3 separate regions of the Homo sapiens genome follow, and regions 1 and 2 are each linked to region 3. A link is a contact called in ENCODE Hi-C or POLR2A ChIA-PET data. All regions are on one chromosome and are shown on one strand. The core of a region is the stretch at or near the end of the contact, and the rest is flanking DNA. Distances in the headings are between cores, read along the strand shown. Region 1 has its middle 28 kb from the start of HMGN2. Region 2 holds the start of THEMIS2 (thymocyte selection associated family member 2). Region 3 holds the start of SLC9A1 (solute carrier family 9 member A1).

Region 1 (3,548 bases), core at 290-2,789, 650 kb after region 3:
TTTTTTTTTCCTTTTCTGTTTTCTCTGTCGCCCAGGCTGGAGTGCAGTGGCACGATCTTGATCTTGGTGGCTCACTGTAACCTCTGCCTCCCAGGTTCAAGCGAGTCTCCTGCCTCAGCCTCCCCAGCAGTTAGGATTACAGGCGCGCGTTTCCACGCCTGGCTAATTTGTTGTATTTTTGGCAGAGACGGGGTCTTGCTATGTTGCCCAGGCTGGTCTCGAACCCCTGGCCTCAAGCAATCCGCCCACCTCGGCCTCCCAAAGTGCTGGGATTACAGTTGTGCCTGGCCACTTTTACATAAAAAAAACTTTTCTGAGGGAAAAACAGGCAGGAAGAATTTCCAGGTATTTCCAGGCCGAATGGCAAAACAAGATATGACAGAAAAAAAAAGGGCCCCAAGGACTCTGCACCTCGGTCCTATCCCTGTGCAGTTTGAGCTCTTCAGCCCTCAAAGTGCCCTTCTGGCCACCACCTGGTCCTCTTTTGCAAAGACTGCACGAGAAAGGAGCCAGCCGAGGTGCCCTCAGGTCCAAGCCCTTGTGACCTGGAGCTCTTTCTCCATGTGGCTTGAGGTCCCAAGGTTTCCCCAATGCCAAATCCTTTTGAAACTGAATATGAAGGAGGGGCTCTGAGGGACCCCCATCGCTTTGCCAGGTTTTCAGAGCGCGGCCCACCCTGCAGTTGTGGAGAGAGGGAGTCGTCGCGGAGTTCCCAAACCGCTGAAGGGCAGACCTGGACCGTTCCTGGAATGTGGGAAATGAGTGCGACGGCATACTGGGGCTGCATCAGCCCGTCTCTAGAAAAACCATCGCCTCCAGATCTGGCCCCCAGATTGAGTCCCAGGATTTCCGGGCTGGTTCCAAGAACCTGATCCGGAAAATGGGCGCGGTTCCTGTCTCCTCCCCCTTCCCCTCGGGCCGGTTGGGCACAGTACTTAGGACCCAAATCTGGACCTAATGCCAAGGCCGCCCATCCAGCGCCCAGACTCAGCTGGCCTTGCGCTCCCTGAAGCCACTCGCGGGTACTGGGGACGCCCCTCCCCGTCCCGCGGCCCCTACCCCCACTTCCGCGTAGTCCCGGCTCCCGTCACCCCGCGCGCGCCCCGCGGGAACCCGAGCCCGCCGACCCCGCCCTTCCAGGCCCCGCCCCCGGTGACGCCCCGCCCCGGCACGTGCGCGCGCGTGGTCTGCCAGCTTCTCTGGCCCTGCAAGGCGACCCCTAAGCGCAATGTCCGGGACCCGCGGTCAGAGGGCCGGAGTGAGGGTGGCAGCGCTCAGGGAAGGAGGCGGAGGCAGAGGCCTCTTTCTTCCCCCGAGGTGGAGAGGGCCCCGGGTCGGAGGAGCGAGGGCCGCACCGCTGGAGCCCACTCCCGCCTCCTTCCCCACGGGCCGGCGCACTTGGGAGCTGGACAGGACGCTCTTCCTGGGCTCGGAGCAGGCGCGGGCCCGGGTTGAGCCGAGCCTGAGCAGGGGCAGGCTCTAGCTGGCGGCTGGCCAGATGCCCTCCAGGTGCGCAGCGCGTGACCTGCGGCAGGGCGGGGCGGCCCCACGAGAGTTCTTCGAGGGTGGCGGGCGAGTCACGTGAGCAGGGGTTGGGGTCCGCCGGATAATGGGGGATGCGGGAGCCCGCTGGAGGAGTGGAGGGGCGCCTTGGGGAACGGCGGTTAAGCCCCAGCGACGCTCCTGGCCTGGATGTCGGGCCGTATCCTTGTCGAGGCTGGGGAGCTGGGCCGAGGAGCCCCATCCCGCGGGCGCCGCCTCCCAGGTGGGGCGCGGAGCTCGGCTCTGCGCCGCCACCGTGTGGCCGAAGGGGGCAGCGCCTGCTTGGTGCCAGGAGGCTCCTCGGGGCTGACGGCGGGGACTCGCACGAGGCACCGAGGAGCCTCTGGCGATCGGCTTTCGATACCCTGCCCCCTTCCGAGCTAGGGTCCAGGAGTGGGGTTGAGGTTGCCATGGCGACGGGTGCGCGGGCTGGTATCTTCCTCTGGCTGCTGTGGGGCCGGGGCGTGGACACCCAGCATCTGCCCTCACCCTGCTCACTGAATCACCTTGGTGTGGACGAGGATTATCCTTCCCAAAAGCAGCCAGGCCTCCCAACAACCAACCAGCTTTTTTTGTTTTGTTATTTTTTTAAAAAAAAATAGAGATAGGGTCTCGCTCTGTTGGCCAGGCTGTCCTCCCAAAGTGCTGGGGTTACAGGCATAAGCCCCCGCGCGCAGCCCCAGCTTTCTTTTTTTTCTTTTTGCTGGAGTTAAGCAGTATGATCTCGGCTCGCTGCAACTTCCGCCTCCAAGGTTCAAGCCGTTCTCCTGCCTCAGCCTCCCAAGTAGCTGGGACTACAGGCACGAGACACCACGCCTGGCTAATTTTTGTATTTTTAGTAGAGACGGGGTTTTGCCAAGGCGAGGCCAAGGCAGGTGGATCACGAGGTCAGGAGTTCAAGACCAGCCTGGCCAACATGGTGAAACCCCATCTCTACTAAAAATACAACAATTAGCCAGGCGTGGTGGTGCGCACCTGTAGTCTCAGTTACTCGGGAGGCTGAGGCAGGAGAATTGCTTGAATCCGGGAGGCAGAGGTTGCAGTGAGTCCATATCATGCCACTGCACTCCAGTCTGGGCGACAGAGCAAGACTGTCTCAAAAAAAAAAAAAAAAAAATACCTAGGGCCCCCAGCTGTAGTCATGTCCCATTCTGGAAAACACTACCATAGGGAATTACTGGAAGTACCCTGGGGAGGTAGGATGAAGCCACTGTTGGTTGAGCAAGGTTGTCTGTGTATCAAGTAAGGAGGCTTGCTGCTTTTCATAATTCTTTCTGAGCCCCAGATCTATCAGCATATCTGATCTTAACCTTCCCTGCTGGCAACACTTCGGTGACTCCCAGTTCTCTTCCAGACAAAGAGCAAATGTCTTAACATGGCCCGCAAGGCCCTTTGGGATCTTGAGATAGGTCCACCATGGCTCCACTGGGCTGGTGAATGAGGGAATGAGATAGGAGAACCAAGAAACAGGGAGGACTTCCTGGAGGAAGTGACATTTGAGCTGAAATCTCACCAATTTATGTGCGAGAACCAGGTGATGGTGGTGAAGCGCTTTCTAGGGAGAAGGAACAGCGTGTAAACAGTTCCTGAGACAGGAGGAAACCTTGTGCATGTGACCACCTGAAAGAGGCCTGAAGAAGAAACCGGAGGAATCTGCAGAGGCCAGATCCTGAGTGCCTGGCGCATCACAGACTGTGATTTTTTTTTTTTTTTTTTGAGACAGTCTTGCTCTGTCACCCAGGCTGGAGTGCAGTTGTGCCATCCATGGCTTACTGCAGCATCGACCTCCTAGGCTCAAGCAATCCTTCCACCTCAGCCTCCCTAGCAGCTGGGACTACAGGTGTGTGCCACTATGCCTGGCTAATTTTTGTATTTTTTGTAGAGCCAGGGTTTCCCTGTGTTGCCCAGGCTTAGACTGTGATCTTAATACTGTGCTGTCAGAAGCCATTCAGAGTTCCAAGCTGGGGGGTGACTTTTATTCAATGACGTGAACAACAAATACTTCT
Region 2 (3,785 bases), core at 700-3,199, 720 kb before region 3:
ATTTTAAAATTTTTTGTAGACATGATGTCTCACCATGTTGCCAGGGCTGATCTCGAACTCCTAGGCTCAAGCAATCTTCCCACCTCAGCCTCCCAAAGTGTTGAGATTATAAGCATGAGCTATCACACACAACCTATGTTCTATTAAACAAAAAACAGGGCCTGGTGTGGTGGCTCATGCCTGTAATCCTAACACTTTGGGAGGCCGAGGCAGGCAGATCACTTGAGTCCAGGGGTTTGAGACCGGCCTGGGCAAAATGACAAAACCCCATCTTTACAAAAAATACAAAAATTAGCTGGACGTTGTCCTGGTGCGTGCCTGTGGTCCCAGCCTCTCAGGAAGCTGAGGTGGGAGGATCACTTGAGCCCAGGAGGTCGAGGCCGCAGTGAGCTGTATCGTGCCACTGCACTCCAGCCTGGGCAACAGAGCCAGACTCTGTCTCAAAAAAAAAAAAAAAAACCTAGGTTGAACCCAGGGTGTTTGCCTCCAGAGCCAGTGCTCCTAACCAACCACGCAGCCAGCCCCTTCTGAGTGCCCTGTAGACGCCTGCCCCTATTGGCATGGCCATCTGTCCTCCGCACTCACCCCATCCGCACACCCACACCCTGTCAGGGCCTTCTCTAGTCACCATCACTCTGACTTCCACCATTTCCACCATCCCGCGTCAGGCAGGATGAGGAAACAGGTGTTGTAACACCAGCAGGCAAAGGGTGCTGGGAGGACGAAGACGCTTGGTCCTGGGCTGGGGGAAGAGCAAACAGATCCCAGGCGCCTTCCTGCAGAAAGCCCCTGGAGGTAGAGTCAGAATTTGAACCCAGATCTGCCAGATTCCCAAGCAGACCTGGAGAGACCCACTGCGAGGTGGTGGCCCCCTGCGGGACCCTTCATGAGGGACCTCCTTGGTCTAGGACCCCACTTGGGACCTCAAACACTCTGCTGGAAGCTGCTGCGACAGAGCGTTTTTCTGCAGCCAGGGAACAGGATGGGGCAGGGCCTTCAAGCCTCAGTTCGCTCTCTAAGGAAGGAACCCGCACCCCCACACAGCATCTCTCTCCTCCACCTCCATCTCCCCTACTCGGTGGCCCACGGGTCCTCCCTGCCCACAGAGCAGCACTGGCCACCCATCCACTGTGCTGTCTTACCCTGCCCTCCACTGTCTGTTATTCCCTCACCGCTTGCTCCTTCAGGCAATGACTAGTGACTGTGCGCCTGCTGTGTGCCCATCCCTGTGAACCAGGCCGCTGCGGGCAGACGGCAGATGTACGGGGGCGTGCAAGGAGCAGAGAGCCAGGAAGGCTTCCGGGAGGAAGCGCCATTTAAGCTGAGAACTGAAGAGCTGATCAAATCAAGTACTGCCCATGGTCAAACAGAAGGCCAAGGTGGACGCAGGGACTGAAGGAAGGCAGTGTAGAGGAGGGCCGGGGGAGGAGTGGGAGGACACAGACGGGAAGACTGACCCTGCACTTCAGAATCAAGACGCAGCCACGACCACCAGCGGCCTAATGCTGCGTCCCGGCGCGGTCGGAGCTCTGTCCCATGCGCACCGCGGGGCCACCTAGGAGTGGCCCGGCTGCATCCACCTCCCGCGCCTCAACCCACTGACTTTTCATCACTACCCTGCGGGGCAGGTCAGCGGTCCCCGTTCCACGAAAGCAAAAGCCGAGGTCCAAAGAGGTTGAGTGCGGCCCCAAATCACACAGCTTGGCCAGTGGCAGTGTCGGGATTTGAACCCAGGGGCAGTTTCCCCGGATTGCTAACGTCTTCTCCGGGTCTCTGCCCCCGCCCCACACCAAGGGAGTGCTCGGAGGGGTTCCAGCCCCCGCTCACCCTCGAAGTAGACCCCCGAGCAGACCCGCAGCACGCGCGGGAGGGAGGCGGGGTCCAAGGCGCGCACGAAGTCCTGCAGCGGCACCGGCTCCATGGTCCCCGCGGCTCTCTGGGCTCAGACTGAGGGGCGGGCGGGCGGTCCCCGGGAGCCCTGCAGCCCCGCCCCGCCGATGCCCCGCCCCGCACGCCGAAGCCGCCCCGCCAGCCCGCGGGAGCCCTGCAGCCCCGCCCCGCCGAAGCCCCGCCCCCCGCCCCCTGCAGTACCCTATGGGGAAGGGGCGATGATGAAGATGAAGAAGTCCCAGACGCCCCCTCAGCAGTGCTCCCAGTTAGAAAAAGGGGACGCGGCCCGACTTGTTCTGCGTCTCATAGGAGGGACATGCCTCTGCCCTTTGGGTTTGAGGAGGGAGATGTAGTGTCAGGGCTCCCGAATGTCCCTCCAGGACACTCCATGGTCCTCTATCGGAAACCTCCTGGTGAAGGGGATCTCATTACCTCTCCAGAACTCCCATACTCTTTCGATAATTATTGTCTACGTTGGCCTCGAACTCCTGGACTCAAGTGATCCTCCCACCTCGGCCTCCCAAAGTGCTGGGATCACAGGTGTGATCCACCTGTGAGCCACCACGCCGGGCCTCACCAATTCTAGTTAAAAATTCTTCCTAAGGCTAAAGAGAAATCTGCTTAGAAGCCGGACCAACCACTTATCCTGACCCCACAGGCTCGGGATAAGCCTTTTCCATTTCCCTGTCCCTCAGGAGTCAGACCAACATAGGTTCAAATCCCAGGTCTCCTCTTGCTCGTTGTATGACGTTAGGCAAATCACTTTGATTGTGTGAACCTCAGTTTCTTACTCTCTAAAACAGGGAGAAGAGGGCCGGGCGCAATGGCTCACGCCTATAATCCCAGCACTTTGGGAGGCCGAGGCGGGTGGATCACCTGAGGTCAGGAGTTTGAGACCAGACTAACATGGTGAAAACCCGTTTCTACTAAAAATACAAAAAAACCTAGCCAGACGTGGTGGCACACACCTCTAATCCCAGCTACTCGGGAGGCTGAGGCAGGAGAATCGCTTGAACCTGGGAGGCAGAGGTTGCAGTGAGCCGAGATTGTACCATTGCACTCCAGCTTGGGCAACAAGAGCAAAACTCCGTCTCAAAAAACAAAAACAAAAACAAAAAAACAGGGAGAAGAGGCTGGGTGTGGCCTGTAATCCCAGCACTTTGGGAGACTGAGGCAGGAGGATCACTTGAGACCAGGAGTCCTAGACCACCCTGGGCAAACTAGCAAGACCCTGTCTCTTAAAAAAAAGAATAAAATAAAATAAGGCCAGGCGCGGTGGCTCACGCCTATAATCCTAGCACTTTGGGAGGGTGAGGCGGGCAGATCTCCTGAAGTCAGGAGTTCAAGACCAGCCTGGCCAATATGGCAAAACCCTGTCTCTACTAAAAATACAAAAAAATTACTGGGCACAATGACTCACGCCTGTAATCCCAGTACTTTGGGAGGCCAAGTTGGACAGATCACCTGAGGTCAGGAGTTCGAGACCAGCCTGACCAACAGGGAGAAACCCCGGCTCTACTAAAAATACAAAAGTAGCTGGGCGTGGTGGCACGTGCCTGTAATCCTATCTACTCAGGAGGCTGAGGCAGGAGAATCGCTTGAACCCGGGATGTGGAGTTTGCAGTGAGCCGAAATTGCATCATTACACTCCAGCTTGGGTAACAAGAGCAAAACTCTGTCTCAAAAAAAAAAAAAAATTAGCTGGGTGTGGTGGTGCGTGCCTGTAATCCCAGCTACTCGGGAGGCTGAGGCAGGAGAATCGCTTGAACCCGGGGGGGCAGAGGTTGCAGTGAGCCGAGATCACGCCACTTTACTCCAGCCTGGGTAACAGAGCAAGACTCCATCTCAAAAATAAATAAATAAATAAGTAAATAAATAAAATATCCAGGCATGGT
Region 3 (3,845 bases), core at 814-3,313:
GTGGGTCCCCGAAAATGATATTTTACAAAAGATGATGATGATGATGATTACTATGATTGACAGGGTCTCCCTTTGTTGCCCAGGCTAGAGTGCTGTGGTGGATCATAGTTCACTGTAGTCTCAAACTCCTAGGTTCAAATGATACTCCTGCCTCAGCCTCCCAAGCAGCTAGGACTACCAAGCACAGCTAATTTTATCAGACAATGGTATTTATTTTTATTTATTTATTTTTTTTTGAGACAGAGTCTCGCTCTGTTGCCCAGGCTGGAGTACAGTGGTGCAATCTTGACTTACTGCAACCTCCGCCTCCTGGGTTCAAGTGATTCTCTTGCCTCAGCCTCCTGACTAGCTGGGATTACAGGCATGTGCCACCACGCCCGGCTAATTTTTTTTTTTTTTTTTTTTTTTTGAGACGGAGTCTCGTTCTGTCGCCCAGGCGGGAGTGCTGTGGCGCGATCTCCGCTCACTGCAAGCTCCGCCTTCCGGGTTCACGCCATTCTCCTGCCTCAGCCTCCCGAGTAGCTGGGACTACAGGCGCCCGCCACTGCGCCCGGCTAATTTTTTGTATTTTTAGTAGAGACCGGGTTTCACCGTGGTCTCGATCTCCTGACCTCGTGATCCGCCCGCCTCGGCCTCCCAAAGTGCTGGGATTACAGGCGTCAGCCACTACGCCCGGCCTAGACAATGGTATTTTAAAAAAGCTTTCCAGTGATTCCATTGTACAGCCATGATCCCTTGAACCTCACCAATTTCAACCAAACTATAGGTTCAAATTTAAGTTCCACTACTTAAAGCATGCCACTGTTGTGGGTTGAATTGTGTCCCGGCAAAAGAAGTTGAAGTCCTAATGCCCAGTGCCTATGAAGATGGACTAATTAGGATGCAGTCTTTGAAGATGTTCAGGTTAAGATGAGGTAATTACGTTGGATTTCTAATCCAATGACTGGTGTCCTTATAAAAAGGGGAAATCTGGCTGGGGGTTGTGGCTTACCCCTGTAATCCCAGCACTTTGGGAGGCCGAGGCGGGTGGATCACCTGAGGTCAGGAGTTCGAGACCAGCCTGACCAACATGGTGAAACCCCATCTCTACTAAAAATACAAAAATTAGCTGGACGTGGTGGTGGGTGCCAGTAATCCCAGCTACTCTGGAGGCTGAGGCAGGAGAATCGCTTGAATCCAGGAGGCAGAGGTTGCATTGAGCTGAGATGGCGCCACCGCACTCCAGCCTGGGCAACAAGAGCCAGACTCTATCTCAAAAAAAATAAAAATAAAAATAAAGTGTGGGCGGGGAATCTGGACGCAGAGACAGAGACACCAGGAGAACTCCATGGAATACCAGATAGTCCTAACAAACCACTGGAAGGTAGGAGAAAGGCATGGGACAGATTCTCCCTCATAGCTCTCAGCTGAAACCAACCCTGCCAACACCTAGATCCGACCTCCAGCCTCCAGAACTGTGAGACAATCAATTTCTGTTGTTGCAGCCACCCAGTTTGGGGTGATACTTTGTTACGGCAGCCCTAGTAAGCAATACAACTACTTGCATAGTAGCCAGGGGACTCTCTTCACCTGTTTCCTCATCTGTAAAAGTGGAATTGTAATAATGTGCCAGGGTGCATTCCAAATAGTTTACACGGATTGTCTCAGTCATTACATCATCCCTCTGACATAGTCACTATTACTGTCTCTACTTAACAGATGAGAAAGTTGTGAAACAGGTTAAGTAACTTGCTCAAGGTCACACGGTAACTAAATACATAAACTAATAATACATTCTTCACAGGATTATTCGAAAGCCCTTATGAGACTGCAGATGTGGACGTGAAATCGTTTTGTAAGTAGTCGGCATTTTACTCGCGTTAGTGAGGTTCTCTGTATATTCAGGACTTTTTTTTTTTTTTTTTTTTGTCATCTCTGACTCTCCTTCCTCTTCCTACGCGATACTTCTTTCCCTCGGCGACAGGGGCCGCTGCGCTGGGCGGGTGCCGACGGTCTCTCTAGCCCGCCGCACCGGCTGCTCGCTGGTGCCTATAAGTGACAGCGCCGGGCTCAGCTAGGCTTCAGTCTGCTGCCGCCGGGGCCGGGGCTAGGGTTAGTTCTGGAGCTGGACCAGGAGGAGCTGCAGCTGGGCCGGGGCGGAGCGCCGCGTCGCGCCAGGGCCGCGAGGAGGGGCGTGTTGCTGCTGGCCCACCGCGAGCCGCCCCCAGCCCGCGCCGAGGCGCCTTCCCGCCAGGCCGCCTGCCTTCCGCCTCTTTCCATTTCCCCGGAATCTCAGCCCGGCGCGCCTGGACCCCTGCCCCTCTCTGGGTGGAGAAGCTCCCGGCCGCTTCCCGGTTTCACTCCTTCTCAGCCTGGGCTCCCAGCCCCCTCTCTCCTTTTCCTGGACTGGCTCTCACCCCCTTCGGTCCCCTTCCTTTAGCTCAGGCTCCCTACCCCTTCCTTTAGCCCACAGCCCAGAGTCCCAGCTCCTCAGTCACTTTCCTCAGCCAAAGGTCCCAGCCTTCCTTCTTCCTTTCCTTTGCACTATCCCTATCCTGCCCCTTCCTCTATCCCTAGGGCTCAGTTTCCCACATCCGTCCTCCCCCTTCCCAGGCCCGGAGTTCCAGACCTTTTGGTCTCCTTTCGTGGTCGTTCCTGGGTCCTTGCCCCCTTTCCCCACTTTGGAGTTCCAGATTGCAAACCCAGCCTCCCTCCACCCCCAGAAAATTGCTTCCATGGAAATGCCTCTCTAAAACATGAACTTTTCCTAGAGACTACGCCAGTCTCTCTTCCCACTTGCTGACCCTTTGCTACCTATGTGCCCGGTTTTACTCTCATTTGGGTAAGGTCGAGGCTGGCTCTGGAAGCAGCACCATGGTTCTGCGGTCTGGCATCTGTGGCCTCTCTCCACATCGGATCTTCCCTTCCTTACTCGTGGTGGTTGCTTTGGTGGGGCTGCTGCCTGTTCTCAGGAGCCATGGCCTCCAGCTCAGCCCAACTGCCAGCACCATTCGAAGCTCAGAGCCACCACGAGAACGCTCGATTGGGGATGTCACCACCGCTCCACCGGAGGTCACCCCAGAGAGCCGCCCTGTTAATCATTCCGTCACTGATCATGGCATGAAGCCGCGCAAGGCCTTTCCAGTCCTGGGCATCGACTACACACACGTGCGCACCCCCTTCGAGATCTCCCTCTGGATCCTTCTGGCCTGCCTCATGAAGATAGGTAAGTCCCGTTTGCTCCGATGCTGCGGCCGCCACCAGACTGGTGAGCTTCTTGCCTCATCTCGCACCATTTGAGGCTGTCCAGGAGTAAGGATCTGAACTACCCCCATAAAGTAGGCAGTCTCCATCCTGCCACCTTGGTCCTTCTCAGGCTCCAGTTCTGTGGCTTCTGATCTGTGATCTGAGGCTTCCCAAGATTGGAGCCAGCACTGTGCACAGAAGAGAGCAGGATTAGAGAATGGGATGCCTCTGATCCTAGGTCCCTTCAGTAAGGCTTCCACGACTGGCAAGTCTCCTCTGGCTGGGCCAGACCCCCAGGGGAGCCAGGCACCCCGCTGTGTGTGAGACAGAAAGGAGTGTCTTCTGGCGAGTGGCACATTCTGCTCTGTCAACAGCAACCAGTGCAATTTATGACAGGCTTCACTGGAGCGTGTTCCAGGATGGAGTATATTTCTACTTGGCCTGCTTGAGGAGTTTAAGCATAGTGGAGACCTGGGCACAGGAAACTTACAAGTGTGGTGGAACACAGGGGATCCCCATATTCCCACCTTTCCTTCATCTCCAGAATGTTATCTGTCAGCTTTGCTTGTCCAGGCTAGTTAGGAGCCCCTGAGTCAATTTCCGGCCCAGGAATGCCATAC

What was found. Hi-C counts contacts between places; a loop is a spot of excess contacts on that map. ChIA-PET counts read pairs that join two places held with the same protein, here RNA polymerase II (POLR2A). Pooled maps may share reads with other maps.
Region 1: a map of CD8-positive, alpha-beta T cell shows a loop between it and region 3 (8-fold over the local background). The contact joins the enhancer-like site here to the promoter of SLC9A1 in region 3. A Hi-C loop is called at or near these places in 1 of 168 maps with a recorded cell type or tissue (CD8-positive, alpha-beta T cell) and 6 of 50 pooled maps. POLR2A ChIA-PET finds 5 or more read pairs at or near these places in 2 of 52 experiments (Panc1 and WTC11).
Region 2: a pooled map shows a loop between it and region 3 (2.6-fold over the local background). The contact joins the promoter of THEMIS2 here to the promoter of SLC9A1 in region 3. A Hi-C loop is called at or near these places in 1 of 50 pooled maps. POLR2A ChIA-PET finds 5 or more read pairs at or near these places in 2 of 52 experiments (A673 and B cell).

Annotation. Positions count from the first base shown.
Region 1 is chr1:26,498,607-26,502,154 of GRCh38, reverse strand. No RefSeq gene overlaps it. Among named protein-coding and RNA genes, the nearest start is that of HMGN2, 28 kb to the right of the region's middle. RefSeq lists enhancers at 652-711, 125-782, 742-811 and silencers at 992-1,481, 1,692-1,871. Within about 2 kb of position 1,539, at least 38 of the 41 ENCODE cell types and tissues checked have a DNase peak (open chromatin) inside an H3K27ac peak, as active enhancers do; they include CD8-positive, alpha-beta T cell and Panc1, where a contact is called at or near this core.
Region 2 is chr1:27,870,708-27,874,492 of GRCh38, reverse strand. It overlaps THEMIS2 (thymocyte selection associated family member 2), which reads right to left and starts at 1,949. Exons shown (of 6, transcript NM_001105556.3): 1 at 1,828-1,949. The coding sequence starts at 1,921. RefSeq lists a silencer at 1,832-2,101.
Region 3 is chr1:27,153,343-27,157,187 of GRCh38, reverse strand. It overlaps SLC9A1 (solute carrier family 9 member A1), which reads left to right and starts at 2,063. Exons shown (of 12, transcript NM_003047.5): 1 at 2,063-3,205. The coding sequence starts at 2,854. RefSeq lists an enhancer at 669-1,168 and a silencer at 2,114-2,343.